7 separate regions of the Mus musculus genome follow, and regions 1, 2, 3, 4, 5 and 7 are each linked to region 6. A link is a loop called in an ENCODE intact Hi-C map of the cell type or tissue named here. Cell type or tissue: left cerebral cortex. All regions are shown on one strand. Region 1 holds the start of Cfap36 (cilia and flagella associated protein 36). Region 2 overlaps Clhc1 (clathrin heavy chain linker domain containing 1). Region 3 holds the start of Ccdc88a (coiled coil domain containing 88A). Region 4 overlaps Mtif2 (mitochondrial translational initiation factor 2). Region 5 holds the start of Eml6 (echinoderm microtubule associated protein like 6). Region 6 holds the start of Rtn4 (reticulon 4). Region 7 has its middle 21 kb from the start of Cfap36.

Region 1 (4,000 bases), 450 kb after region 6:
TACACCCAGGAGCCCTGGACAAAGGGGGCAGTGCTTATATAGGATTTCTGAAGGGCAGAACTTCTCATGGCAGAGATTTCCAGTGTGAGAATTGGTGGAATTTCAAGTCTTGAATATGGGGTGGCTCAGGAATTGGTGGCTCTTTTTTTCACCCCATTTTCCTTTCATCGGGCCCATGGGTTAGGGTGAGAAGTCCTTCCTGGATGTAGCTGGCTTTACCTGAGGCTCCATCTCTGTGGGGCTGTTTGTGTGTGTGTGTGTGTGTGTGTGTGTGTGTGTGTGTGTGTGGTGTGTGTGGTGTGTGTGTGTGTGTGTGTGGGGGGGGCTAGAGAGGAGGTGCTGCCACGGTGGACAGCTTCTGCAGTGGTGCTTCATGAAAGCTGTAGGCTGAGGCATGAAAAGTGTGGCCATTATGAACAGCTCCTGAGGGGCAGCTCCCGATGAGGTGAGAAAAGCAGTGTGCCACTGTGGACCACTCTTACGGCTCTTATGATGGCTGTAGGCTGAGATGTTGTGATACCGCCATTTTGGACAGCTCCTGAGGAGCCATAGGCTGGGCAGCAAGGAGGGGCCTGGAGCCCCTTTGATGACTTTTGTGGCTCAGCAGCTTTTGTGGTCCTCAGAGACTTCAATGATGAGACAGGTGACAAGACAAATCCCCACAGAAATGACCTTTTCGTCCATAAGGAAATTCTTGGACAGAAGACAAGATTAACTAGCTAACATACTAATTGCTGACTTGAGAGCTGGGTCCTCTATCAACAGCTTTAGTATATATTGAAATAGTTCTCAACCTGTGGGCCACGGATCAGAAATCCTGCACACCAGATTTACAACAGTTGTAAAGTTACAATATGGAGTAGCAATGCAATAATTCTATGGTTGGGTGTCACCACAATACGAGAAACTGTATTAAAAGGCTGCAGCATTAGGAAGGTTGAGAACCACTGAAACGTTGAGATCTTCAGGGTCCTCTGCCTCTAATACCCCTTTAGTTCCTCCTGAGCTTTCCATGAACATTTGCTGTATGTAGCTCCTGCCCTCAACCAGACCTGGTACTGTGCTGTCGGCCCAACACACAGTCACCTCTGGTTCTCACTGAGTCCTCCACTTCCACTTTCATGAAACTGAAGTTGTAGAGTCTGCTCCTCCAGCTCCTCACCACTCTCATTATATAGCCTTGGTGGGCCTGGGACTCTCAGGTCTGTCTGCCTGTGGCTATCAGGAGTATTGGGATTAAAGGTGTAGGCCACCACATCTAGTTATAAGATTCTTGGGAGTCCTCTGGCTCTTAAGTAGGAAGAGAGCAACCTTGATACTTTCTAAATACTGTCTATGAAAGCCTAATTAAATGGAGATTAACTGATTTTATACTTGTCCTAATTTTAGTTGTTGTTAACTAAGCTTAGACCCATCCTTAGACAGCAAGCAAACGGCTTGCAGAATCAATCAGTAAACCTCACAGAGCATATTTCTCTCAATTTTGTTTTCAAGGGCCAGGGGGTCTGAAGACCGCTAGGGATGAGGTGGGAGGAGGTCCTCAGGGAAGCCACGCCTTCAGCACGCCATTTTGAGACGGGCCGCGCGCACACGGGAGCGCGAACGCCGTCTCTAAGCGCAGTAGCCAATGCCCGCGCGTCTGCTCTCAGCCTAGCAACTACGGGCCAATGAGTGGAGGGCTATCGTTTGCCCCGTTCTCTTCTAGCCAATAGGAAACGTTCCTAATCCAGCCCCCCCCCTCCAGGAGCTCAGGACTCAGGCCTCACTTCCGGGCTGCTGCGTACGTTGTCATAGCGACCATTTTACGTTAACTGGTTTGTGGTGTCTAACCTGGGGGCCCGGCGATTGCGGGGACCTTGCTGCCCGCATTCTCCGTCGCTTCCTGCGGCCGAAAGGCCAGACAGGGCTGGGGGAATCCGGCCTAGGCGTCCGCGTCGCCGGGTGCGAGCGGGATGGCTGCGGAAGAAGAGGACGAAGTGGAATGGGTGGTGGAGAGCATCGCTGGGTTCCTGCGGGGCCCGGATTGGTCTATCCCCATCTTGGACTTTGTGGAGCAGAAATGCGAAGGTAAGAACCAGACTGTGAACAAGCCAAATATTACTGTCTCTGCCTGCCGGGCCTAGGACAGTTTTGTAGAAGGAATTACGTACATCCCTTCCCGAGTGGCTCGTTTGTTTGCAGACGTGAAATTGCTCACCAAGACTTTTCACCCACTCTGCCCGAGCGCCTGTCCTGAAGACATTAGACTTTAATCCCATGTTCGGCCTGTCACTTCACCCCGTATCTTTCTACCCCGCGCAAGTGGACTGTTTGGGTAACCAGCATCTTCCTCAGTTATTTGGGGAAAACGTCGTTTTTCTTCGAGTTCCTTCTGACCCCTGAGATGTCGCCCTGTGGACTCAGCCTATGAAATGACAAATTCACTCTGGCCATTTTATCTGCAAAGGGGGGCATTCGATTACTCCGGCAGGACCAAAGCAGGCGATGGGGAGGAAGAGCTTTCTAACAAACGAGATATACAAATGTGGCATTCTTTTGAAGGACCAGCATCAGTGCTTTCTGATCGGTTCATATCACGCTCATATCCGAGTTCATAAGACGAATTGGACTCTGTTCATAGAGAAGCAATCACAAACGATGTCCTATCCAACCTTTATCTTGGTTTTTTTTTTTTTTTTTTTTTTGCCTAGGCAATACTTGGAGGGTAGCAATATATATCGTCTGAACTTGTGTCTTAGGTTAGGGGGACAGACTTTTTGTAAAGATCGGTGCAATAGAGCTGGGGTGAGTGAATACTGACTCACAGCTGCAGAGAACACATTTCAGTGAAGGGAATCTTTTATACACTTTTCTAGGATGAGGTGGCCTGCTTGAAAAGTTAATGGGTTCCCAGGCATTTGAAGTATCTGCATACACTCGACAGTGACTGTACTGCAATGCAGCTTGTTTGAGATTCAGCTAACAGAGGGTTCTTATCCTGAATTGTCTTGCAAGACTTCTCTCAAACCCAAAATTCTATGAATCTAGTAAAGAAAGAATGTTGTTTGATCACTGAACCTTTTATTTTATTCTAACTGTTAAAGTTCAAACACGAGTTAAGTGTTTTGGTAGGCAGCTTTTATGAAGGATCAGAAAGCAAAGCAATTGACTTGTGTTCCTGTAGAATTTAGAGTGCTGTTAAAAGGTTGATGAATCATGGGGATAGCCTGGCCTCCTGCAAGAGGGATTATGTCTCCCACTGATTTTCATGTATTTTTGAGACTAAATCCTTAATAGAAATTGTGTGGGGTATGGTATGCCTTCTATCCATCCACAGGTGTCAAGAGTGGCTACATCTCGGTAGTAACAGCTGATTGTGCATTTTTACAGAGAAGCAAAGCTAGGGCTTACAAACACACCACAATGATGTAGTTTTAGAACTGAAAAGAATTAGTATTTGTATTGAATGCATGAGAAGTGTCACAGAGACCAAATGCAATGTAAAAAGAATTGAAGTCAGAACACTTGGAATAACTTTATACCTCACTGATGTGGGGCTGCCAATGTGCTGTTCTCTGCCTCAGAATGCTTAACGATTAGTTTGGACAGCTCTGTGATATTAACCTTTCAGTATTCACTGAGTTATCTTAGAGCAGACACTGGGGATAGATATGCTATCCTTAAAAAGTTTACAGTCTACCATAGAAGGTGCACAAGTAAAGAGTAAAATATAAAGTGTCAAGTGCAGGTACATAAATGTTAAAAATAAAGGCACTGAGAAGATGGCTTAGGGGCAAGAGTGTTGGTAAACTTGATGAGTTGAGTCAACCCACAACCCACATGGTGGAAGGGGAGAGAGAACAGGTGCCTGCAAGGACATTTATAAGATTTCTATATTTGTACTTAATTAAATGATTTGTTCTTTTACACTGTTTTATTATTATAAATCTAGTTTTTGATGATGAAGAAGAAAGCAAATTAACCTACACAGAAATCCATCAAGAATACAAAGAGCTGGTGA
Region 2 (4,000 bases), 110 kb after region 6:
AATGAATGTGGCTGCCCTTGCATTTGGAGCATAGATAATCAGAATTGAGAGTTTCTCTTGGAGTATTTTACCTTTGATGAGTATGAAGTGTCCCTCCTTGTCTTTTTTGATAACTTTGGGATGGAAGTCGATTTTATTCGATATTAGAATGGCTACTCCAGCTTGTTTCTTCAGACCTTTTGCTTTGAAAATTGTTTTCTAGCCTTTTACTCTGAGGTAGTGTCTGTCTTTTTCCCTGAGATGGGTTTCCTGTAAGCAGCAGAATGTTGGGTCCTGTTTGTATAGCCAGTCTGTTAGTCTATGTATTTTTATTGGGGATTTGAGTCCATTGATATTAAGAGATATTAAGGAAAAGTAATTGTTGCTTCCTATTATTTTTGTTGTTAAAGTTGGTATTCTGTTCCTGTGGCTGTCTTCTTTTAGGTTTGTTGAGGGATTACCTTCTTGCTCTTTCTAGGACATGGTTTCCATCCTTGTATTGTTTTTTTTTTTTGTTATTATCCTTTGAAGGGTGGGATTTGTGGCAAGATAATGTGTGAATTTGGTTCTGTCGTGGAATTCTTTTGCTTCTCCATCTAAAGTAATTGAAAGTTTGGCTGGGTATAGTAGCCTGGGTTGGCATTTGTGTTCTCTTAGTATCTGTATAACATCTGTCCAGGCTCTTCTGACTTTCATAGTCTCTGGTGAAAAATCTGGTGTAATTCTGATAGGCTTGCCTTTATATGTTACTTGACCTTTTTCCCTTACTGCTTTTAATATTCTATCTTTATTTAGTGCATTTGTTGTTCTGATCATTATGTGTCGGGAGGAATTTCTTTTCTGGTCCAGTCTATTTGGAGTTCTGTAGGCTTCTTGTATGTTCATGGGCATCTCTTTCTTTAGGTTTGGGAAGTTTTCTTCCATAATTTTGTTGAAGATATTTGCTGGCCCTTTGAGTTGAAAATCTTCATTCTCATCTATTCCCATTATCTGTAGGTTTGGTCTTCTCATTGTGTCCTGGATCTCCTGAATGTTTTGAGTTAGGATCTTTTTGCATTTTCCATTTTCTTTGATTGTTGTGCCGAGATGTTCTCTATTGAATCTTCTGCACCTGAGATTCTCTCTTCCATCTCTTGTATTCTGTTGCTGATGCTCGCATCTATGGTTCCAGATTTCTTTCCTTGGGTTTCTATCTCCAGCGTTGCCTCACTCTGGGTTTTCTTTATTGTGTCTACTTCCCTTTTTAGGTCTTGGATGGTTTTATTCATTTCCATCACCTGTTTGGCCATGTTTTCCTGCAATTCTTTAAGGGATTTTTGTGCTTCCTCTTTAATGTCTTCTTCCTGTTTAGCAGTGTTCTCCTGTATTTCTTTAAGTGAGTTATTAAAGTCCTTCTTGATGTCCTCTACCATCATTATGAGATATGCTTTTAAATCCGGGACTATCTTTTCGGGTGTGTTGGGGTGCCCAGGACTGGGTGGGGTGGGAGTGCTGCGTTCTGATAATGGTGAGTGGTCTTGGGTTCTGTTAGTAAGATTCTTACGTTTGCCTTTCGCCATCTGGTAACCTCTGGAGTTAGTTGTTATAGTTGTCTCTGGTTAGAGCTTGTTCGTTAGGTGATTATGTTAGCCTCTATCAGCAGACCTGGGAGACTAGCTCTCTCCTGAGTTTCAGTGTTCAGAGTACTCCCTGCAGGCAAGCTCTCCTCTTGCAGGGAAGGTGCCCAGATAGCTGGTGTTCGAACCTGCCTCCTGGCAGAAGTTGTGATCCACTCACCAGAGGTCCAAGATCCCAAGGAGAGTCCTGTGAGGACCTTGGGGGTGTCCGCAGACTCCGCACCCAAGGTGCCTCGTTGCTGTTACAGACCGGAAGGGACTTGTGACCCTGGTCAGGCCGGGTTTTCTGATTCCCTAATTAATGCAGTCTCAGGTCCCGTGTGATTGGATTGGAGCAGAAGTTGTATTCCACTCACCAGAGGTCTTAAGATCCCGTGGAGGGTCCTGTGGGGACCTTGGGGGTGTACACAGACTCCTCACCCAAGGTGCCCTGGTGCTGGTGCGGACTGGAAGGGACCGTAACCTTTTTCTTTAAAGGACCAACTTCCTAAGAATACCAGTCCTCAGTAATAGTCTTTACACTGTCCAAGCTCCCAGGCAGAAGCACATATTAAAAATATGACTAAGGCGGCTCAGCAGTTAGGAGCACTGCCTGCTCTTCCAGAGGACCTGGATTTGATTCCCCGCACCCACATTATGGCTCACAAACATCTGTAACTCCAGTTCCAGCAAACAGGATTTGATGCCTTCTCTGGTCTCCACAGGCACTAGGCATGCAAATGGTGCACAGACATATTTGGGTAAAACATAAAATAATTTTTTTTTTAATTACTAAGGGCTGCAGTGATGGCTCTGCAGTTAAGAGAACCTGGGTTCTTATTCTCAGCAGAAGCATGGCAGTTTACAACAACCCACAATTCCAGTTCCAGGGGATCTGGAACCCTCTTCTGGTCACTGTGAGAACTGCATCACATGGAGGCAAAATTTCACCCATACACAGAATATTAAAATAAAAAATTTAAAATGTGTGACAAGACCTCATTTCTTCCCTTATAAAAATTCAAGAAGCCAAACCATTAGCTCACAACTATAATCAATACTGTGGAGGCTAAGGCAAAAAGACTGAGTGAGCTTGAAGCCAGCCTGAGCTACACTGTAAAACTATCTTAACAAAACAAAATTTGAACTGCTGGGTTTACTGTCATTTCTGCTGCTATCTGTCAAGTCAAATCTGTAATAAATTCTAGTAAGCCCTACCCACAGAATGGTCTCCATGCTGGCTAAAATGCTTCCCCTTTCATGCTTATTATCAGGATTATAATTACTTGCAACTTTACTTCAAGATCTCAGGTACTCACAAATTATATTATCTTATCCATTTTAATAGGAAATAAGGATATCATTATTGAATTAAGCCACTATGGGTGTTAGATGATCCTTGATAAAAAAAAAAAAAAAAAAAAGCAAAAACAGTAAAGAAAAAGGATCTTTCTCGAGACCCCCTCTTTCAATATCTAGAAACCACTAGAATTATATGAAATAGAGACAAGTGGATTGAGTTTTGTTGTTCTTCTTAAAACCAGATCCAAGTGGTGGTGGCAAATGCCATTAATCCCAGCCTCTCAAGTTCCCGGACAGCCAGGGCTACGTAGAGAAAGCCTGTCTTCAAATAAACAAACAAACAAAACAAAACATGCCAAGATTCTAAACTTCAGTAGGAGTCTGACCTTCACTGTATATAAATGGCAAAGGTTATATATAAAGTGTATGTGTGTGAATGTGTGTGTGCAAGTGCATGTGTGTGAGTCCAAGCATATGGACAGATATCAAAGAATAGAGCCATGTTTGAATCAACAGAACAAAGCTAGTCTAGTTTTTTTTTTCAACATGTCCAGTCTTTAAATAATATTCTGCTTTTCTTATCGAAGCAAAGTTCCAATATTTGACATTTAGAAAGTCAGCATACTGGCAGAGCATTACCCACACCTTTTCAGTTCTAGGTATCAGATCAGATGATAACAAAGGTATCTATTTGGACATCAGCTTGTTTTAAGGTAGAAATGCTATGCTATTTTATTCAAAGTTATACTCTTGGATTTGCTCAATATTCGCTATAAGAAGTAGCCACATGGGGGCTGGAGAGATGGCTCAGCAGTTAAGAGCACTAACTGTTCTTCCAAAGGTCCTGAGTTCAAATCCCAGCAACCACATGGTGGTTCACAACCATCTGTAATGAGATCCAATGCCCTCTTCTGGTGCGTCTGAAGACAACAACAGTGTACTCACATATAATAAATAAATAAACAAACAAAAAAACAAACAAAAAGAAGTAGCCACATGATAGAGTGAAGCAATGTTTCAGTGTTTCAAGAGCAAATGTAAACATCATATTAGAAGTGTGATTTACTGCTGAGAGCTTTATACTCAACATTTATTTATATTAATTATGCTAAAACCAGCTTCCC
Region 3 (4,000 bases), 320 kb after region 6:
TTTCTTTTGCTATGATATACACATGACCAAAAGCAACTGTGGAAGAAAGGGTTTATTTCCTCTTACTTCTAGGTAATAGTTCATCACTGAAAAACAAAAAAAAGTCCCAGCAGGAGCTGGCAGGACTAAAGCTGAGAGCCCAGAGAAAGGCTGTTTACTAGCTAGGTCCCTCTGGCTTGCTCAGCTACCTTTCTTACACAAACGAAGACCACCGGCCCAGGGTAGGGACTGTCAGCGGTGGGTTGGGCATGAAGCAACCACATGAAGCAACCAAGAAAATGCCCCCACAGACTTGCCTGCAGGTGGGAAGGGCAAAGACATTTTCTAACTGAGGGTTTCCTTCTCCCTAAAGATCCCTGTGTCAAGGTGACAAAAACCTAACCCGCAAAAACCTCTTAAAATAGAAAGTATAAAAAGAAAAATAATTTCCATTAAAAAAAAAAAACGGAATTGATATATGTAAAATTAACAGAATAGTATACAGACTCTAACAAGCATTTATACTGAATTAATTTCTCACATATATAAAAGAAGTATCTTCAAGTCAAAAAGTACAAGATTCTTGTAATGATACTGGACTGAGAAAGAAGTCTAAATCTTCAGCAACTGATAACCACTTTAGTACTCACAATGAATCTGCACTACAATACCGTAACAATAAAATGGAGTCATTTGTATTACTCTGATCTAAGTACTGATATGCTTTCAATATTCAATTTCTAGCTCAAAAACCCCATTCCTACTTAACAGATGCTCAGTATTACAAACAAAAGATTTAACTAATTAACCCAGCTCTCAAGACTTCAGTTATTTATAAACCTCAAAATACCTTTAAACAATTCCTCAAATATTAAACAATTTAATAATTCATCAATAACACAATAAGCCATCTAATCAAACTTGGATATTTAAATTGTTTGCTACAAAGTCTTCCTGACCAATTGTAATGTTAACTGAATTTTTCACTTCTGAAACATATTAGTTCACCACTTTCCATTTTTGAACCACTTATTCTTATACTAAAAAGGTTAATAAATATCTTTCCACATATATAACTTCAGTTAAGTCTTTTCCCTGTGGTAGACAAGATTTCTCTATCTCCGTCATTTTACCAAATGACCAAAGATGACACAATGTAGTTTGAATTTCAGCAGTCAAGACAATAAATGACAAAACAGAATTGGCAAAGTCACGGATAAAGTTTACCAATTTTAACAGGTATAACTATTTGGTTGTGATAAATGGGGCAGGCACATAAGAATACCGCTCCTTCCAAGATCCAATTAAACTACCTGATTTTTTTTTTTCTGGCCAAAGAACCAAATTAAGTCGTGAAATCTAAGTTCAAAGTATGTAATGTTTCAAAGAATATAAGTTACCAAGAAAGAAGAAGACACTTACATTTGGAGCATGACCTGGTTCAAGAATACCCCATCCACTAAAGCCACATACTCATCCAGGTTAGTCCCATTTCCTGCAGCCAGAGGTCCAAACGTTTTAACCTAGAACAGAAGGATTATCACGACGTGAACGCCCACCTCCATCTCTGCAGCCACAAATAACACGGCCAAATATACCATAAAGGACATCTTCCTTACCCAAGTGACCAAGGGGCTGGTCATGAACTGCTCCAGAAGGGGAGTGAAGATTTCGTTCTCCATTTTACAGATTATATATTCAGGAGGGGGCGGGGGGAGGAAGTACCACAAATACGCCCAGGGAATTGGTCAGTAAATGTAGAAGACGGAATCAATGAAAGTTCATTCCGGCAGGAGAGGAAAATCCCATCGAAGAAGGGGAAGAGCTGTCCCTCCTTAGCCCCCCCGGGGAAACGAGCCCGAATCCCGCGCTGAGCCGCAGCCGATGCTGGCAGTCTGCACCCGGTGAGGAGGGGCAGAAAAAAGGCATCTGGAGGAGGAGGACGCGGAGAGCGGCCGGGGCACGAGACAAAAAGCCCGTCAAGGTTGCCCCGCTCCCGGGGGGAGCCGGCCAGCGCAGCGGCCGCCAAGAACTCAAGCCCAACGTGGGGGCCGAGGGGGCCGGGCTGGACCTGGGCGAGCGGTTCTGGGCGTTCCGGCCGCCAGTGGGCACGGGCGCCGAGAGCTGGGAGCGTCTGCCCGCAACCTCACAGCCTCAGGCGCGGCTCGCCCCTCTCCAGGCGCTCAGCATCCCTCCGCGGCCTCGCGCTCGCTTCAGCGCCCTGGCCTTGGCCGGGGTCCGGAGCACCGAGGCGTGTCCCTGACCGTCCGGCTGCAGGAGCCCCGCCAGCCTCCGTGTGCCTCAGCGACGCCCGGACGCTCCGCTGCCGCGCTCCAGCCTCCTCCGCCGCCCTCTGGAGGAGCTAGGGTAACGGCCTCGGAACCGCAGTGCCGCAGCACACCCGCCGCCGGCCTGGCGGGCGAGCGCGCCACTCCCTCCGCGCCAGTATCCTTCCGCCGACTCCCCGCCCTCCCGCGCCTCTACCTCTGGATTGTGGGAGAAGAAAACCGCTGCAAGAGCGCGCTCCCGCGTGAGCGCGCCCCCGGCCGGCCCGCCGCCGCCCAGATTCTGGCGGAGCGTGGACGCGCGGACGATGCAGCTGCGGCGGGGGCCCGCGTCGAGTCCGCGCCCCGGACGGATGCCAGGGTGTAGGGGGCGAGACTGAGGAACCGGGCAAGACTGAGGAACCGGGTCTGTCTGCTTGCTCGCTCATGTCTAATTATGGTTTCTTTCCTCCTGGAGCGCCTTCTTTCATGTGTGAAGGAAAAGGAACGAAACCCATCTTTTTTTTAAACACGAGGGGTGCAGACATCCTCTTTCGGACACTTTGATTTGCTCTGTTAAACATGCTTTCTCGCCCCCTAAAAGGCCTAGGAAAGCTGCAGCAAGAAGCAAAAGCACATCTTGGGGGGATGGAGGTTGTTTTTGTTTTCCCGTCTTTTCATATATATATGAAATATTTATAGATATAATATATATTTATATAATTTATATATTATATATATATGAAATATTTATAAGAGTCGAGAATAACCAAAGCTGCCTTTCAACATGGGATTTCCTGACTGGAGTTTCCATGATGCAGGCATTATTTTTTGACTTCTTGGTCACTGGGAAAAAAAATCCAAATTGAGAGCCACAAGAGAAAATATTTAGAAATCATCCAAGTTGTGTGACAAACATTTGTTAAAAATCATTTATCTTATGTACTAGAGGGCCCATCAAAATATGACAGTTCCACAGCAAATTAAATGTTATTCTTCCTCATACCCATAGCATGTCCAGGATAAGATGGAATAGAAAACATCTTTTTCCAAACACAATATGGTATTGTGATATTACAATGCATTTTATGTTTGCACAGTGCTTACAAGTACCTATCCTCTTTGACTACTCATATGTTTAATGATATCTATTTTTGTATGTTTTATTTTTCATTGATTGTATGAATTTTTGCCTTGGATGTATGTTTCTTCCCCACTTATGTGCCTGGTTCCTGTGGAGGTCAGAAGAGGGCACTAGGTTCCCTGGAACAGAGGTTAGAGGCAGCCATGAGCCACTGGATGCCAGGAATCAAACCCTGGTCCTCTGCACCAGCAACCAGAGCTCATAACCACTGAGTCATCTCTCCATCTCTCATAATTTAAGGTAACAGTAAACATGTTTTATCATATACTAAATTAAACACCACAATTTCTTCAGGATTTCTTTTGTTTGTTTGTTTGTCTGTTTGCTTGTTTTCAAGACAAGGTTTCTCTGTGTAGCTGTCCTGGAACTTACTTGTAGACCAGGCTGGCCTCGAACTCAGAAATCTGCCTGCCTCTTCCTCTGCCTTCCAAGTGCTGGGATTTAAGATGTGCACCACCACGCCCAGCAAAAGTTTGTTTGCGTCCAACGTGGGGCACGAACCTTCAGGATTTCTGATAGCAAGACTCACTAGCTGTGTGAACCTAGACACATTACTGAGCCCCTCTCTTCCCATGTAAAGCAAGAAAAAACAATAAAGACCCATGAGATGGCA
Region 4 (4,000 bases), 160 kb after region 6:
CTCTTTTTTAGTTTTTACTGGAGACAACTGAGATCTTGGTGGTCTTTTTTCCTATTAAAAGGACAGAACATATAAGTGAGAAAGAAGGGAAAAATATGCCCCGAGCAGGGTTTCTCCACGTAGCCCTGGCTGGCCTGGCCTTGAACTCAGAAATTTGCCTGCTTCTACCTCCCCAGCGCTGGGACTAAAGGTGTGAGTCTCAACTCCTGGTTGAAGTAAGAACAATTTAGGAAACAAATTAGGTCATTTTGTAATATGTACCACGATTATAGCTATTCCTATCAGCAAACTCTCTTGTAAGTTTTTCAACTAGAAAACAATAACCACAAAACTTCCTGTTCTCACACAGATATGTGTAGATCACAGGCTTACACAGTATTCTGTAAAGGACAAAATACTCAAAGAAGTTTTCTCTACATAGTTCTATAAACTTGGACTTCAGATTAAGGAATGTAGGAGCTATAAATCTGCAACAACCTTCTTTGTTACAAGAAGTCTGTGCTGATGCAAAGCTGAACCAATGAGCATGTCTGTCTGCCAGGACCGGGCACCCAGCAGATCTCTCCACACTGAGGAAGCCGGTGCAAACCCATGTCTACACCATGCTAAGAGTCTTCTTTGACTTGGGCTGTGCACCTGCCTACAAATAGTATGAAATCGTAGCAAGTTTTCCAACTTCAGTAGCTTCTGGTTCATATTTCTCCTAGAAAAAAACAATTTAAAAATAAATTTCTGGTTAATATTTACATCAAATTAATGAATATCAATTGAATATTTACTACATGCAGATAGATCACACAAATAAAGCTGGGTTTTTGTCCTGAAAGAACTCATGGTCTAGTCAGAGACGAGATGTTATACCAAGTGCTATTCTGACAATAGCTATTACTATGCTCTTGTTGTTACTATAAAAAGGCTGATAGGCCACAAGAAACAAGTGGGGCAAGAACTTAACCCACTTGCCAGAGCATTTGCCTTGCATGCACAATACTGCCTGAATATGGCACACATGTAATCCTAGCATACACATGGCAGCAGGAGCATCAGAAGTTCAAGGTCATTTAAACAGTTTGTGGCCTACTTTGGCAACATAAGACACTATCTAAAAACAATAAATGGCTATTTTTTATTATTATTTTTCAGGGGCTTGTGAATCAGAATACTTGTCTAGCAGGCACACAAATCTGGGTTTGATTCCTAGTACGCATGAACATAAACACACACACACACAAACACACACACTCTTATTTTAATGTTCATTTTCAGCCTTTCCTCTATACTTAATATTTGTTTATATGAGTGAAGTTGCACTGCTTTTTAAGATTGATTTTTATTTTGTGTTTATGGGTGTTTGCTTGTACATGTCTGTGTATCATGTGGGTGGAATGCTCCTAAAAGCCAAAAGAAGTATCAGACCCTCGACTGGAGTTACAGACAGCTGCTAGCCACCGTGTGGGTCTCCTGGAAGAGCAGCCAGTACTCTTTATCCCCCTACATTGTGTTTTAAAAAATTTCATTAGAGGATACATTGTTGTTTTATAACACTAAGCATTATTCTTGAATGTTAAAAAGAATGAAAATTATGGAGTATTGCACTGAATTTACCTTAATCATTTTTTAAAATTTATTTACTTGTTTATTTTACATGAGTACTCTTGCTGTCTTCAGACACACCAGAAGAGGGCATCGGATCCCACTACAGATGGTTGTGAGTCACCATGTGGTTGCTAGAAATTGAACTCAGGATCTCTGGAAGAGCAGTCAGTGCTCTTAACCGCTAAGCCATCTCTCCAGTCCTACCTTAATCATATAGGGCAGCTGATGTCAACCTGTGGGTCACAACCCTTTTGGGGGTTGCATAGCAAATATCCTGAATATCAAATATTTATGTTTTACAACTCATAACAGTAGCAAAATTATACTTATGAAATAGCAACAAAATAACTTTATGGTTAGGCACCATCACAACATAAGGAATTGTATTAGAGGGTCACAGCATTAGCAATAAAGCTAAAGCTTCAATGGGACATGCCAATGCATCCTCCTCACATGTATTTATGGTACTGACAGAGGAATAGGCTCAACAGCTTGCGGTGAGACATGACTTCACTGTGTTGCTACACTGGCCCGGAGCTCATGATGCCTTTGCTTCCACCTCCTAGGTTCTGCCATGAGACCCATGTCACCAGGCCTTCCCAGCAGTGTTTTTGGTTTCTTTCTTTCTTTCTTTCTTTCTTTCTTTCTTTCTTTCAGACAGGGTTTCTCTGTGTAGTTCTATCAGTTCTAGAACCAAGCAGGCCTCAAACTCAGAGATTTGCCTGCTTCTGCCTTCTGAATGCTGGCATTATAAGTGTGCCACTACCACCTAGCTGATTTGTTTTTAAAGGAAATAAACGACAGCCAAGTATGGTATAGGTGACTGTAATCCTACCATCTGGGAAGTGGAGGAATGAAGGTCAGAAGTACAAGGCCAACTTTGGTTACATAGTAAGTTTGGGGCCAACCTAAGCTTCATGGACCTTGTTTCAAAAACAAACAAACAAACAAATAAAAAAATGAAAATACACCACACAGTCTAGGAGAAGGCTCAGCAGGAAAAAGTGTTTTTAAGCTTGACAACCTGGGTTCAATCTCCAGAATCCATGAGAAGATGGAAGGAAAGGTTCAACTCCCCAAAACTGTTCTCAAACCTCTCCCTGTAGCCCATGCCTTGTACATGATTTGCCCATATATACACATAACACACACCATACAGACACAGAAAAAAATACCAATAAAAGGAAAAAAATCTAGAGCTGAAAGTGACACAGTAAAGTAGTAGAGAAAGGACCTGATGCAGTAACAAAAGGCCTTGACTTGACACCTCTTACAGACCAGTCACTCTTGTCCTATGAGTCTCATTTTCCTGAGTTCTGAAAAAAGAAAGAAGTGTTTCTTTGTAGCCTTTCTATAACAAGGTTACAAAGAAAAAAATGAGATGATAAATGTATTGTTTCTCACTGATGACTTACTTTCTCTGAAGATTCACAACATGAATGTTACAAACATTCACAAGCCACCATCTCCCTCATTTATAGATAATTCTGAGGCTTTGTGGGTGTTTAATAGTTAGTATTTTACCTTAAAAGACTCATTCAAGAAGGAAAGGATCAAAAGAAATTCTGACTTCATTCCAAGTAAATGAACTAAGATTTAGAAATTCAAGCCAGGCCTGCTGGCACAGGCAACTCTAGGCAAAGGCTGGAGGATGCCAAGTTCAAAGCCAGTCTTCAGTCTTAGCTACATAGGGAGCTCAAGGCCAGGCTAGGTATATCAGGGAAACCACCTTTCAAAAGAAAATGCAAAAGATAAGAGAAGAAAGAGGAGGAGGAGGAAGGAGATGGAGTGAAGGGGCAGGGAGACAGAGAAGAAAGAGAGAATGCATTGCTTTAATCATGCAAGGGAGTAAAAGGAAGTGCTCAGAAAGCATAGGATTCCTTAAACCTTTTTTTTTTTTTTTTTTTTTTTTTTTAAGACAGGGTCTCACTATGTAGCCTTGGCTGTCCTGGAACTCACTATGTAGACCAAGAGGGACTCGAACTTATAGATCCACCTGCCTCTGCCTCCCAAGCGCTGGGATTAAAGATGTGCACTACTATGCCCATCTTACTTAAATCATTTTTAAATGAGCTGTGAAGCAGATTTGACAAGGGCACAGAACAATGAAACGAGACTCTATGAGACAAACCAACACAGAGATATATAATCGAGAAATCAGACACATCAGAATAATAACCCAAATCTCAAACCTGGGAAGAAATCTTGGTTGTTAAATATCCCAACGCCTCTCACTTTACAGAGGACAGTGGACTCAAGAAGGGGTCATTACTACTTCCATAAGGTTAGCGGCAACCGAGAACTCAGGCTGACAATTCCCATAGCGGAGAGGGCGTGCGAATGCTGCAAAAGCGTAGCTGCATTAACGGAAATGTCTGAATAGACCAGTAAGAGGATTTGGAAA
Region 5 (4,000 bases), 330 kb before region 6:
GTTGGGATTAAAAGTATGCATCAATATACCCAGCCAATTACTATTACGTTTATTGTTATTTTTCTCTTCAAGTGAATTAAAGATTCTTCATTATTTTAAGTAGTACAAACATCTCTGTTCAGTTCCATTTAAAATTTACTCTTTAAATAAATCTGTCTGTATTTTTGTACACCCTTTTATTTAATAAAAAAAGGCAGAGTGCTCTTTTATCTTTTTCAATTTATCTCAATTGTGCCTATATTTCATATTTCTTCCATGAAGCTTTTCCTTATTATTTCTGGAAGATGTTTTTGTCTTCTTATATATAATTTATTTCTCTACGAAATTCACCATCTCGATTTTTGCTCTCAACTTTGTTTCTGCTATGGTTTGACCATATTCCACAAAGTCCATATATTTAAAATTCAATTTTCTGATTTACATGTTAATGGTATTTGGAGATAAGGCTTCTGTGAGTTAGTCAGCATTAGATAAATCAATAAGTCAATGAGGTTGGGTCGACCATGACACTAATGGCTTTAAAAAGACACAGGAGTTAGCATTCTCGTTCTATCATGCTATGTGATGCCCTCTACCAGCATAGGATGTAGTTAAGCCCATCATCAGATGATGAGCGCAATGTTCTTGGTTTTCCTTGCCTCTAGAATCATCAACCAAACAACCAACCAACCAAACAAACAAACAAACAAAATTCTGCATAAATGATTAAAGGAATAGAAAGCAGACCAAGACATTTCAAGCCCCTCTAAGCCATGTTTTAATGTTTAGTAGTGTCCTTACTGTCTTAAAGAGAGAGCGAGAGAGAGACCTCCTCGAATTTGTTGACTCTGTTTTCTCAGAAAATATGAAGTGTATTCAATTTCTCTTCAACATTGTAGGCAACAGCTCACTACACTTAGGTGCTTATCTATAGCATTGCCTTTCCTACCAGGACAGCATCCTATTAAAACTCCACGTAGATAAAGAAACATCTTGAACACAGAAGAGTCAAAAGTATCAACCTTTCGTAGCTTCTTAGTCAAGTGGATTATAAAATCTGTTCTCAAAAGTTGGCTGCGGCCATAATCTGAAAATCAGAACGAATAAATTAGTTTATTCCAGGTAGTTTTAGAATAGCCACTGGCTTCTGTTTTTTACGGCCAAATTTATTGCATGGGCACAAGGCAGGTCACAGGAAGGCGCTTATTTCCCTACACATGACAGAGTGACCACACGCCACTGTATTTTTCTTAAACTTTGTAACACTGCACTTGGATAAATCAGAATCCTTTGGAATAATAGGGGAAACTGAAGTAGGAAACAGCGTTAGTCAAGTGCTGCAACAAGGAAAGAGATGGGCTACAGCAATCCTCTGGGACTGGCGCAAGTGAAAGTCCTGAGGAAAGCCCCTGAATTTTTTTCCACGTCATCTTTTCTGCTTTCAGCACAGACGCGCATGCCGCTGGCCTGGGTCACCATGGAACACCAACGCCATTCTGGGTGAGTTGCTGGGTCCGATAGGAGAAACGCAGACTTCCCTGGCACCGGTACTAAGGCCCTGCGGATGCATGGAATCCTGGGACTTGTAGTACACTAGAGGCGCTCGCCTCAGCAGCTGGTTTACAGAGGACTACGATTTCCAAGATGCATAGGGAACAGGCGGGCAAAGGGAGGTGAGGTTTCGGCCCTAGGAGGCGTCTGCGTTTCCGAACCGGCGCAATTTCGCCGCGTAACTCTTCCCTGCGCTGGCCCCGCCCCTGGAGCCAGGGAAGGAGGAAGAGCTGGTCCCCAGATCCCCGGTGACGAAACCTAACCCGGGAGCGCGGGGAGGGAGGGAGGGCAGGCAGAGGATTTCGCTGGCTGGTGCGAGATCCTGGACGCAAGGCCGGCAGCAGAGGTTAGAGGCGGAGAAAGCAGGGATGCTACGTGCGAGGCTGGTCCGGGTGGGAGTGCAGGAACTCGCTAGGACCGTAGAGCCTGAGCCAGGTGTACCTGGGGCTACCAACCCTCAGATCTGCAAAAGTGGGCGCCAGGTTGAGCATGGGGTGTCGCTGACACCCGGGCTCCACGGGAGACCCCGCCCCCCCTCCTGCCAACCTAAAGGCAAGATCCTAGAGCCCTTGGGTCTCATAGCTAGCTCAAATCTCCGTGGGGAGAGGAGCATGATTTTTTTTGACACTTTATTATTGTTGCTGTTATTTTATTATTTTTATTATTATTTTTCGATCGGGAGCATTTGTAGGTAGCCGGATTTCCTCCGATTCAGAGAAAAAAAAATTATGACACTTGCAATTGGAGTCTTTAATTAGGGGAGAGCTGTTAAGTATTTATTTGTTTTTATGATTTTCTCTGTGAAGAGAAGGCGCATAGAGGGTTTGGATTTTAAACACATATATGACAGCTAATTGGAACATCTAAAAGAATGACCATTGCATATTCACCCTGGCTTTATAGAGGAAACAGCAAGTGTTACTGCAAATTGGAGCAGCAACTACCGGCCAGAAGTGTTTAGGGAGTATTTCCTATAATTAAGGTGGATATGGAAGGAGAAATGTGGACAATCAAAAAAAAAAAAAACCAAAAATAAACAAACAAAAATCCCACAACTTGGTTTTAGTTTGGTAATTATTTTCTTGTGCTGGGTGACATGCAAAAATTCTTTCTCTTCCTCGTTCTCGCATCCTAGATATAGACTGTCAGTTTCGGATCCAAGGACGGTGATGGCAAAGCAGTAAACCGGAGTAACCGTCTGCCTGTCAGATCAGACCTGTCACAGAATAAATCCCACCGCCTGCTGCGAAGCCCCCCGCGCTCCTCAAACTTGGAGAACTGGTAATCCGTGTCTGGATATGCAGATCTCTGATTTTAAAGGCCGGGTGACCCCGGGGAGAACCTCTCCCGCCGCCCAAAGCCCGCAGGTGCAGTGAGGCGTGTGTGCGGGTACTGGTACCCTCGAGGCCCGCTTGACCCCGGGAGAAGGAGTCGGGGAGCCCAGCGGGGTCTTGCTGCTGTGCACCGGCGTCGGCGGCTCCTCTCCCGCAGCAGCAGATGATGGTGGCGGCCAGCGTGCTGGGCTGTGTCTGTGCGTCGCCGCGGAAATTGGCGCCCGGTGCTGTACCCTGAGCCCTTGCAGGTCCGTCGCAGCTCGAGCCTTGAAGAGGACAGAGTCGGCGCTCGGGGCACCCGGGGGTCGCGCGGTGTCGGCTTATCATGGCGGATCGGACAGCTCCCAGATGCCAGCTCCGGCTGGAGTGGGTGTACGGGTACCGGGGTCACCAGTGCCGCAACAACCTGTACTACACCGCCGGCAAGGAGGTGGTCTACTTTGTAGCTGGGGTAGGGGTGGTGTACAACACCCGAGAGCACAGCCAAAAATTCTTCCTGGGACACAACGACGACATTATCAGGTAAGGACCTCTGGGGTGGTGGGAAGGGATTGGATATGGAAGGGTGGGAATAACCGGGGTCATGTCCAAGAACCTTAGGGAATAAAGGATTTTCCTGGGAGCCGCTTAGAGAAGGGCTGCAGATGCTAGGGCCAGAGCGGGAATAGGGAGCGAGGTGTAGGTGGGAGGGAGAGGTCTGTCCTTTCAAAGGCTTTTAAATCTCTTCTGAGTTAAGTGTTGTGCTGCATTTTTTGTTCTTTCCTGCTACAAGTGGAAGGACTGGGTAACTACCAAACACTCCCCACTCTTCTCTAGCAAGGTAAATAGTAGGAGCAATAGATGAACTGTGGGTGGCATTTTTGGAGGGCTCCTCAGTAGGTTCTTCAACAAGCAAGTGGATTTGAAAGAAAGAAAGAAAGAAAGAAAGAAAGAAAGAGAGAGAGAGAGAGAGAGAGAGAGAGAAAAGAAATTTTGATACAGGCAGTTTTGAATCTTCATCCCATATGCGTTGGACCTAAGGCATTTTTTTGTAGTGGGTGGGAAGTATTTTTTGATATTTCAGCAGTGTTTTAGCCCCGAAAGCATATTTACATACTACAAGGATGATTTCCACAACATTTTAAGGGTTTTAAAAG
Region 6 (4,000 bases):
CTGAGGCCCTGGATAACTATGCCCCATCGGAACAAAATGCCCAGATCTCGTTTCTCAGGCTGGTGTAGGAATCACCACATTAAACACAAATGAACTGGGCGGTGGCAGAACTTCACCAAAAGTCTCTCCTTCCCTTTTCTCCTGGAACCACGCCACTGGAGGCGCTCGCTCCCCCTTCACCGCAGTTGGGTTACTGTATAGACGTTAGCAGCTCGGCCAGTTCCCCACCAATAAAGGGAGAAAGAAACAGGGGATTAGTGCAAGGGGATCCCCCGACGCCCGGCAGGAAGGAAGGCAGGCCCTAAAAAATAAAAAAACTGTAGAGTGGTCGACAAACGCCCATCCTTTAAATAAAGGGATTAGGGCACCACAGCCTTCCCATTCCCACCTCCAAGCCCAGCCCAGCCCAGCCCAGCCCAGCCCAGCCCAGCCCAGCCCAAGGAATCCACCATCCTAGTTCTTCAACACACTCCTAGCTGCTGATAGGCGAGAACTTCGTGCTGGAATGGGAACCAGCGACTTGGCAGCGGTGCACGTGCTCCCCGAAACCCCGACAAACAATGAAGGCACCCAGGCTTCCGAGGCCGCCCCACCCTTCTGCCCGCCTCCCGCCAGCGGGGGCGCCATCACCCTGCCACTCGTAGACAAAGCCCTAGGGTCCCGAGCAGCCCTGCCCGTCCCCTCCTCCCCCGGGCCAAGACACAAAAGAGGGAGGGGCGTAACGCGCAGCAGCACTCACCCACTGAGCCCGAGCCCCTGCGCTTGGGCGCGGCCGGCGTGGAAGGGGGCGCGGCGGGCTCCGCTAGGGGGCTCGCGCCGGCTGGCGCCGGAGGCCGCGCTGGAGGCTCGTCGTCCTCCGGGAGCTTGGAGGGCAGGACTGCGGCAGCGGGCGGCAGGGATGGCGCGGACGCCGCGGGGCTGCGTTCCCAGGACGGCTGCCTCTCAGGGGCGGTGGGGGGCGCGGCCGGCAGCGGCCCGCGGGGCGCGGGGGGCACCGAGTCGCTGCTGAAGTCCAGCAGCGGTGCGGCGGCGGGGGGCACCGGAGCCGCGGACAGCCCGGCTGCGGGCTTCCTCTCCAGCACCTCCAATTCCTCCAGGTCCTCGTCGTCCTCCTCCTCCTCCTCGTCTTCCTCGTCCTCCTCGTCCTCGGGCTCCGTCACGAACTGGTACTTGAAAGCGGGCGGGGGCCGGGGCGGGCTATCCGCGGACGAGGAGACCAGCGACGACTGGTCTATGTCTTCCATGGTCGGCGATGATGCTGCAGCTACTGCCGCCGCGGGCCACTTCTCCTCAGAGCCGCGGGCGGTTGTGGGGGTTGGGCAGGACTGGCAGAGGCCGGGCTGGCCGAACCAAGCCGAGGAACCCGCAAAGGCGACAGCTCCAGGAACAATAAGACTTCTCCTCCTGCCTCCGCGCTCGAGATGCGCCACCCGCCCTGTCCTCAGTTGCAGCAGCCGCCGCCGCCCAGATGAGCAACTGAGAGAGGAGGGCAGACTCTCCGCCCAGTTTGGCGTGACTCACCTTCCCGGCAGGGGAGGGCTGGCTGGCGCGGGGGACAGAGAGCCAATAGGCTGCGGGATAGAGAAGATGGATCACGGGGTTGTCCAATAGAAATAGGGTGCAGGCGGAGCCTGCCATACTTCCTTGGTGGCGTTCGGAGGGCGGGGTTTGGAGCTGGGATCCACCCCCACCTAGTGTAGTTGGGGAATGGGGCGGGGACTTGGCCTTGCCTACAGCGGGATTTTAGTCTACCAAAAGGGGGCGGGCTGCGGTCCCAGGATTTGGAGAGTTTTCCAAGAAGCCTGTGGAAGGGCGTTATCCTGGGGACCTAGGAGTGGAAAGTTTCCTCCCCGAAAAGGGAAAAAAAAAAAAAAAAGTGGAGAAAGGTACTAACAAGACTGAATTAGGTCTTACGGATTTTTTTAGATAAAAGACTTATTTTCAGACATGGTCCCAACGCATAACTACCACCACCTCAAAAGGAGAAAGAAAAACAAAACATTTATTTGACACTTTCAAGTTCCCTCCCTTTCTAGACTGCAGGCCTGGAATGAGGTAGGCAAAACAGCTGTGCTAGATTACCCGGAGCTCTGGGCTCACTGTTTAGAATGCTTTCGGCCTTGCATTCTGCTGGACTCTAAAAGTGCACGGAGAATGAGTCACCAGAAAGGGAGAAGGGGGAAGGAACGTTGAAATAGATGCCTTGGAAGGCAAAATTGGTTCACTATTTTTCACTCACCTCAGGCTGATGAGTCAACATCCCGGATGATTCAGGCTTCCTAGGAGTCGGGAAGCCCTACACTCACTGGTTTGATATGCTGGAATGGCATGTCTCCTGATGTGCGGTCCCCCCCACCCCCACCCCCCCAAAGCTACACTTTAAAGAAAACGGTAGCCAGGTGTGGTGGCACATGCCTTTAATCCCAGCACTTGGGATGCAGAGGCAGGTGGATTTCTGAGTTCGAGACCAGCCTGGTCTACAAAGTGAATTCTAGGACAGCCAAAGCTACACAGAGAAACCCTGTTTCAAAAAATCAAAAGAAAGAAAGAAAGAAAGAAAGAAAGAAAGAAAGAAAGAAAGAAAGAAAGAAAGAAAACGGTAGAACATAGAAAACTTTGCTTCAAGGTTTGCAGAGTCCCTTTATCTTTCTTATACACTTTTCAAAAATACTGGCTGCATGCCTACTCTGGAGAGAGGATTGCCTGCATTCCAATTGTTCAGTCTACATGTGCACTGTCTAGTACTGAAGCAACTGGCTGCTTTTAGCTCCTGAGCACTGAAATGAAGTGTGTTCTGTGAATAAAATACACACTACATTCCCAGAATTTATAAGAAATGTTATAATTTCTGTTTCACATTGGTTTTATGTTGGCATTGATAGTATTTTGGATATAGTGGGATGAGTACACTATATTATCAAGTTCACTTGTATTCTTTTTGAAGCAGCTTGTAGAAACTTTTAAATGCATGTTCTAATAACTAAGATATTTGATTGCCATGGATTTTGTTGGTTTTTAAGCAAATTTGTAGTCCCAACAAAGTAATATCACCCTAGATTTAGTTTAAGTTTTAAGAAAGAATTGGGTGGGGTGGATGTTGGTGAGGGTTGCTGGAGAAATGGCTTTAACAAGACCTGAGTTCTGTTCCCAGCATCCAAGCAGCTCATAATCACAGCATACACACTCACACACATCTTTTTTTAAAAAAAACTTTTAAAATGTAATGGGGCTAGAAAGATGGCTAGTTAAGAGAACTTACTGCTCTTGCAGTAAATAAACAGCCCAAGTTTGAGTCTAAGGACCTACATGGTGATTTCCAACTCTCCATAACTCCAGTTCCAGCAAATATGAAGCCCTCTATGACTTCCTCAGGAGCCAGGCACCTGCGTGGTGTCCCACATATACACCGCATAGCATTCATACACATTCTGGTCCTATTCATTCTGGAAGAAAAGAGACATTGAAAGAGACACCTAACTATCCCAGCCATAGTGATATTCTCTCAAAAAATGCGACTTCATCCTAGAGCCAATATACAATCATGAAAAATAATGTGTCACTGTTGTTTTAAACCACTGCCTTTTTAGGTGATTCATTACATAGCAAAAGTTTCTTGAACTAGTATCCATTCTGTGTTTGCATTTTATGCTTTATTGGTTTATACAATGCATTAGGTATGTACTCTATACCAGCACCAAACAAAGCAGGTGCAAAGTTTGTCTATACATTTTCAGGTAAAGGAAGGGTCACTACTCAGAAGAATAGGCAGTTCCAGTGCTATGGTATTAATACTATTGCAAAACACTTAATCACTACCTAAACTCATATGTGGAACAGGCTACATTTGCCTTCTATCATGTATGCCCTTTGAAAAAGTTAAAGGGCCAGAGATGGATATATATATATATGCATATATATTGGAATATGAAAGATGGGTTCCAACATAAAACCTGTTTCAAGAGCTTTCTGCCATAGCTCTTTCACCTACTGAAAAGGACTT
Region 7 (4,000 bases), 420 kb after region 6:
ATCCCATAGATCTGAACATGGCCAGGTTTTGCTTTCCCCAGAACAAAGGGGTCTTATCCCCCACCCTACATCAGTTTTTATTTGAAAGGTTTCCCCTCCAGGTTAGTCTGGCTTGACCAACTAGGTGGGTTTGGCTAGCCAGGAAGGCTTCCAGACTAAAGTACATGTAAGGCAGGGAAGATCAATAACAGAGGTGGAACAATGAATCTTAGGCAGGATTCGCTTGATGGTTTTGTGCTCTCTATCTCCTCTGACTCCTGGAATGTACTCCTATGGCTTTAAATCTGATGTTCAGATTCTCAAAAAGAAAAGACACATTTTTTTTTGTTTGTAATAGATTTTGTTCTTAAACCCACTCCAGATCAAGATAGCCTGTTAGTTCATGTCACAAGCTATAATTTTACCCTACAATTAGACTTCTTTGTCATAATTTAGGAAAGGACTCAAATTCCTCATATCAAAGCTTCATGGCCTTTCACAGGACTTCTCACCCCTAGGTGTGAAAGACTCTCTAGGTGCCCCACTAGACTCTCTTTACACACCACGAGATGCCCTATTATTGATGTTCCTGACATGGTCCATCTCTGCTTAGCCTCTGGTCTAGCTTCCTGCACCCAATACCTGTGCCTCTCCCTGCTTCATTTTTGTTCTCTCTTCCTCTTCCCTCCCAACATTCCCTCAGCACACAGATATGCACTCTCCTTCACCATGCATGCCTGGACAATGCCATGCTCCTGCCTTGATGATACTGGACCAAATCTCTGAATCTGTAAGCCAGCCCCCATTAAACGTTGTCCTTATAAGAGTTGCCTTGGGGGACTGGCGAGATGGCTCAGCAGTTAAGAGTGCCAACTGCTCTTCCGAAGGTCCTGAGTTCAAATCCCAGCAACCACATGGTGGCTCACAACCATCCATAATTAAATCTGATGCCCTCTTCTGGAGTGTCTGAAGACAGCTACAGTGTACTTACATATAAGAAATAAATAAATCTTAAAAACAAACAAACAAACCGAGTTGCCTTGGTCATGGTGTCTATTCACAGAGTAAAGCCCTAACTAAGACAGGGACATCATCTGAGTACACATCTTCTTCTCCATGTCTAACTTGCCCATAATATAATCCACACAAGGGTCACTTAGCCAGCATCTTTCCACTTTCATTAAAGATTCATAAGAACTCATTCTGGCATTTTACCTAATCTGGCACTGTTAAGAGTGCCGTCCTTATTACCTCCTCCATGTTGTGTATCTGTCTTTAGCCTGAGCTGATGAGGCTACACTTAATATGGCCTGGCCAGGCTCTGTCCCATGCCTCACTCAGACTCCTGTTCATTACACTGATAAAAGTAATGACGGGAAAAATGACTTACCAAAACTATCAGATGGAAAGGGCTAAAGTGATGGGAAAGACACAGTGAGCTTCTGGAAACAGTACTCTCTAGGCTGGCTCAAACCAAGATCACATATATTCTAGACTGTGAGAGTTTGGAAAATCCTAGCTGTACATGTTTAAAGACAAGCCTCTCCAGCTAGTAAGCAAAAACTTCAAAGATTAAATGAAGTGCTCCTTCTAACCCCAGGGTACTTTCACTACTTTATTAGACATGGCCTCAAGGTACTTAAAACAGGGATGAAACCTCAAGAGTCAGAATGGGTAAATTGGAGAGAAGGAAAAGAGAAAAGACCAGGACAGTTCAGAAAGAGAAAAAGGTCAGGATCCTTGCCTAATTCCATGCCATCTCAGGAAAACCTAGCGCTCCATCTAGTGGCTGTCTAGTTCACTGAACCAGAGCCATGCTAGCTTTGAATCAAAGGTATCTTAAAGTAGCCAAGATATTCCCAAATCCACTGGGTTCGATGCCCCCATCCAAGAACCATATCCAGTCCGTTAAAGTGGGAACATACTGGAAGAGAATATCCCCTCTCCCAATTTCCATCCAAGGACCTCATGCTCACTTCTTTTTTGAAAAAAAAAGAACAAGTGCTCCCAACTTTGTTCCTGGACTGTGAAATGCTCCAGAGGGAAAGAGGCCCCTCTGCTTTGAGAATTGATGGGTCCCGGGTGCTATACAGTCTCTTGCATTTTCCATCTCTATGAATGAGCACCTACCGACTCTCAGAATAGCAGGGATCACAATTATATTTCATATCAATATGGGAGTGATTTTTCTGCCCTGACCACTTCTTGTTAGAACTTCTGAACCCTGGTCCTTCTCATTGCTATCAATAGCAAGTCCCAATAAGTTCAATTTACACCCTCCTTTTTTATTTTGAAGTTTTAAAAAAAAATATTTTATTTGTGTGACAGTTTTGCCAATGTATACATGCCTAGTGTCAGAAGAGGTCAGAAGAGTGCACTGGGTCCCCTGGAACTGGACTTATTGAGGGTTGTGTGCTGACAGTTGAGCTTAGGACCTCTGGAAGAAGCAGCAAGCACTCTTAACCACAGAGCCATCACGTTAGCCCACAGCCTCCTTAATATGTATACTAGATGAATATTTTTAGTCATTCTTTTTTTACCCTACCTAAATGGGTGTTGCCTTCCCTTCCTAGGCGGGGCATGATGTTTAAACATCAGACTTGCTGAGGCTTTTTTTAGACTCTGGAGGTTTTTTGTTTTTGTTTTCCAAGACAAAGTTTCTCTGTGTAGCCTAGCTGTACTGAAACTTGCTCTGTAGACCAGGCTGACCTCAAACTCAGAGATTCATCTTCCTCTGCCATCAGAGTGCTGGGCTTAAAGTGTATATGCCACTGGACCAGCTAACTCCACAGGCTTTTATGGTATTTCTGATACAAAATTTTCTGTCCTATAAAGGCCTGTAGCTGTCTTAGAGACTCAAATGCACTCTCTCTCTCTCTCTCATAGGCACTTAAATTACCTAACATGCCCCCCACTCTGCCAAACCTGGAATACATATCTTGCTAGGAATTCCACTAATGGTTACAATTGTCCTTAAAGACACTCTTCAATGGTCCTGAAAGACATAAAAGCTAATAGCCTATCATTGAGAAATTCATGGCTATGAACAATCTGTGCAGCAAAACTATTTTGGCAGTAAAGAAATGAGATGGACCCTACAGACTAGTCCAAGTTCTGAAGGTCAGGAATGAGGCTGTGTCTCAATTCACTCTATAGTTCCTGAAATTGTTTGTATTGTCAAGTTGAGAGGAGATAGGATCATCTAGGAGACAACCTCTGTGCATGCCTCTGGAGGAGTTTGTATACAAGGTAATTGAGGAATGAGATTCCACACTAAGTGTGGGTTGCAGTACTCCATGAATGGGTCTTTGGTTGAGTAAAAAGGAGAATGCTAGCTAGGGCCATTACTCAACTCTGCGATAAAGACTTCTTAGACTATTCCTGATCAAAGGCCATTTACCTAGAGTTATGACCTCATCTTTACCCACTTAGCCTAACATGACTATTTTTGTCATAGCAGACAGAATTTCTTCTCATTTGCAGTATTTTTAGTATTATATTTCTGTGATGGTGCCCCATAGTCTCAAGCATTTGGATACTCAGTTGGTGTTGTTGTTTGTGGAGGTTTAGAAGGTATGGCCTTGCTGAGGGAAGTACGTTACTGGAGGTGAGCTTCAAGAACTTAAAATTTCCGTATCCCCAGCAGCTAGGAGTCTCAGCTAGGGTCACCCACATAGACTACTGGGAACAGGTCTCAAGCTTGTTCCAGAAATGCTTCCTATCTGTTTCTGTTTTCTCTTTTAGCCCTCTCCAACTCCTATACCCCACCCCTGCTCTCTCCACACCTGATTTCCATCCCGGTTCCACTTCCCCGATTCCACCCAGCTCCTTACTTCCACACACCTCTAATATCTATTTTATATCTCCTTTTGAGTGGAATTCAACCATCCTCCCTTGGACCCTCCCTGATATTTAGCTTCTTTAGGTCTGTGGATTGTAGCATGTTATCCTGTACTTTATAGGTAATATCCATTTATTTATTTTTTATTTTTTATTAGGTATTTTCCTCGTTTATTTTTTC

Evidence for each region. Peaks named below come from ENCODE experiments on the same cell type or tissue, not always from the same donor. Only the 100,000 strongest peaks of a DNase experiment are listed, where the experiment ranks them.
Region 1: a loop joins it to region 6, with 2.7 times the contacts of the local background. A loop is called at or near these places in 3 of 42 quality-filtered maps.
Region 2: a loop joins it to region 6, with 2.2 times the contacts of the local background. A loop is called at or near these places in 9 of 42 quality-filtered maps.
Region 3: a loop joins it to region 6, with 7 times the contacts of the local background. A loop is called at or near these places in 13 of 42 quality-filtered maps.
Region 4: it touches region 6 in a loop (3-fold over the local background); 2 of 42 quality-filtered maps call a loop at or near these places.
Region 5: it touches region 6 in a loop (2.2-fold over the local background); 6 of 42 quality-filtered maps call a loop at or near these places.
Region 7: a loop joins it to region 6, with 4 times the contacts of the local background. A loop is called at or near these places in 9 of 42 quality-filtered maps.

What each region holds. Positions count from the first base shown.
Region 1 is chr11:29,245,082-29,249,081 of GRCm38, reverse strand. It overlaps Cfap36 (cilia and flagella associated protein 36), which reads left to right and starts at 1,810. Exons shown (of 10, transcript NM_025740.3): 1 at 1,810-2,067; 2 at 3,932-3,996. The coding sequence starts at 1,953. In left cerebral cortex, no CTCF peak of the experiment used is centred here; DNase peaks (open chromatin) are centred at 1,694 and 2,410; H3K4me3 peaks cover 2,362 bases; H3K27ac peaks cover 829 bases.
Region 2 is chr11:29,578,286-29,582,285 of GRCm38, reverse strand. Clhc1 (clathrin heavy chain linker domain containing 1) reads right to left here. Exons shown (of 12, transcript NM_028504.1): 12 at 3,934-4,000. Among named protein-coding and RNA genes, the nearest start is that of Rps27a, 32 kb to the right of the region's middle. In left cerebral cortex, a CTCF peak has its summit at 2,473 (motif pointing left); no DNase peak of the experiment used is centred here.
Region 3 is chr11:29,372,009-29,376,008 of GRCm38, reverse strand. Ccdc88a (coiled coil domain containing 88A) reads right to left here and starts at 2,351. Exons shown (of 31, transcript NM_001363368.1): 1 at 1,599-2,351; 2 at 1,402-1,502. The coding sequence starts at 1,661. In left cerebral cortex, a CTCF peak has its summit at 2,339 (motif pointing left); DNase peaks (open chromatin) are centred at 89, 1,559 and 2,427; H3K4me3 peaks cover 3,040 bases; H3K27ac peaks cover 1,558 bases.
Region 4 is chr11:29,526,632-29,530,631 of GRCm38, reverse strand. It overlaps Mtif2 (mitochondrial translational initiation factor 2), which reads right to left. Exons shown (of 14, transcript NM_133767.3): 1 at 3,789-4,000; 2 at 478-703; 3 at 1-51. The coding sequence starts at 696. Among named protein-coding and RNA genes, the nearest start is that of Mtif2, 2.2 kb to the right of the region's middle. In left cerebral cortex, a CTCF peak has its summit at 1,676 (motif pointing right); no DNase peak of the experiment used is centred here; H3K4me3 peaks cover 1,293 bases; H3K27ac peaks cover 461 bases.
Region 5 is chr11:30,023,766-30,027,765 of GRCm38, reverse strand. It overlaps Eml6 (echinoderm microtubule associated protein like 6), which reads left to right and starts at 1,733. Exons shown (of 42, transcript NM_146016.2): 1 at 1,733-1,876; 2 at 2,666-3,386. The coding sequence starts at 3,190. In left cerebral cortex, CTCF peaks have their summits at 1,567 and 3,593; DNase peaks (open chromatin) are centred at 1,624, 2,798, 3,071 and 3,538; H3K4me3 peaks cover 2,971 bases; H3K27ac peaks cover 2,408 bases.
Region 6 is chr11:29,690,433-29,694,432 of GRCm38, reverse strand. It overlaps Rtn4 (reticulon 4), which reads right to left and starts at 1,535. Exons shown (of 9, transcript NM_194054.3): 1 at 740-1,535. The coding sequence starts at 1,244. In left cerebral cortex, CTCF peaks have their summits at 125, 687 and 1,755 (motif pointing right); DNase peaks (open chromatin) are centred at 181, 636, 1,597 and 2,174; H3K4me3 peaks cover 2,000 bases; H3K27ac peaks cover 1,989 bases.
Region 7 is chr11:29,265,815-29,269,814 of GRCm38, reverse strand. No RefSeq gene overlaps it. Among named protein-coding and RNA genes, the nearest start is that of Cfap36, 21 kb to the right of the region's middle. In left cerebral cortex, a CTCF peak has its summit at 1,769 (motif pointing left); a DNase peak (open chromatin) is centred at 1,762.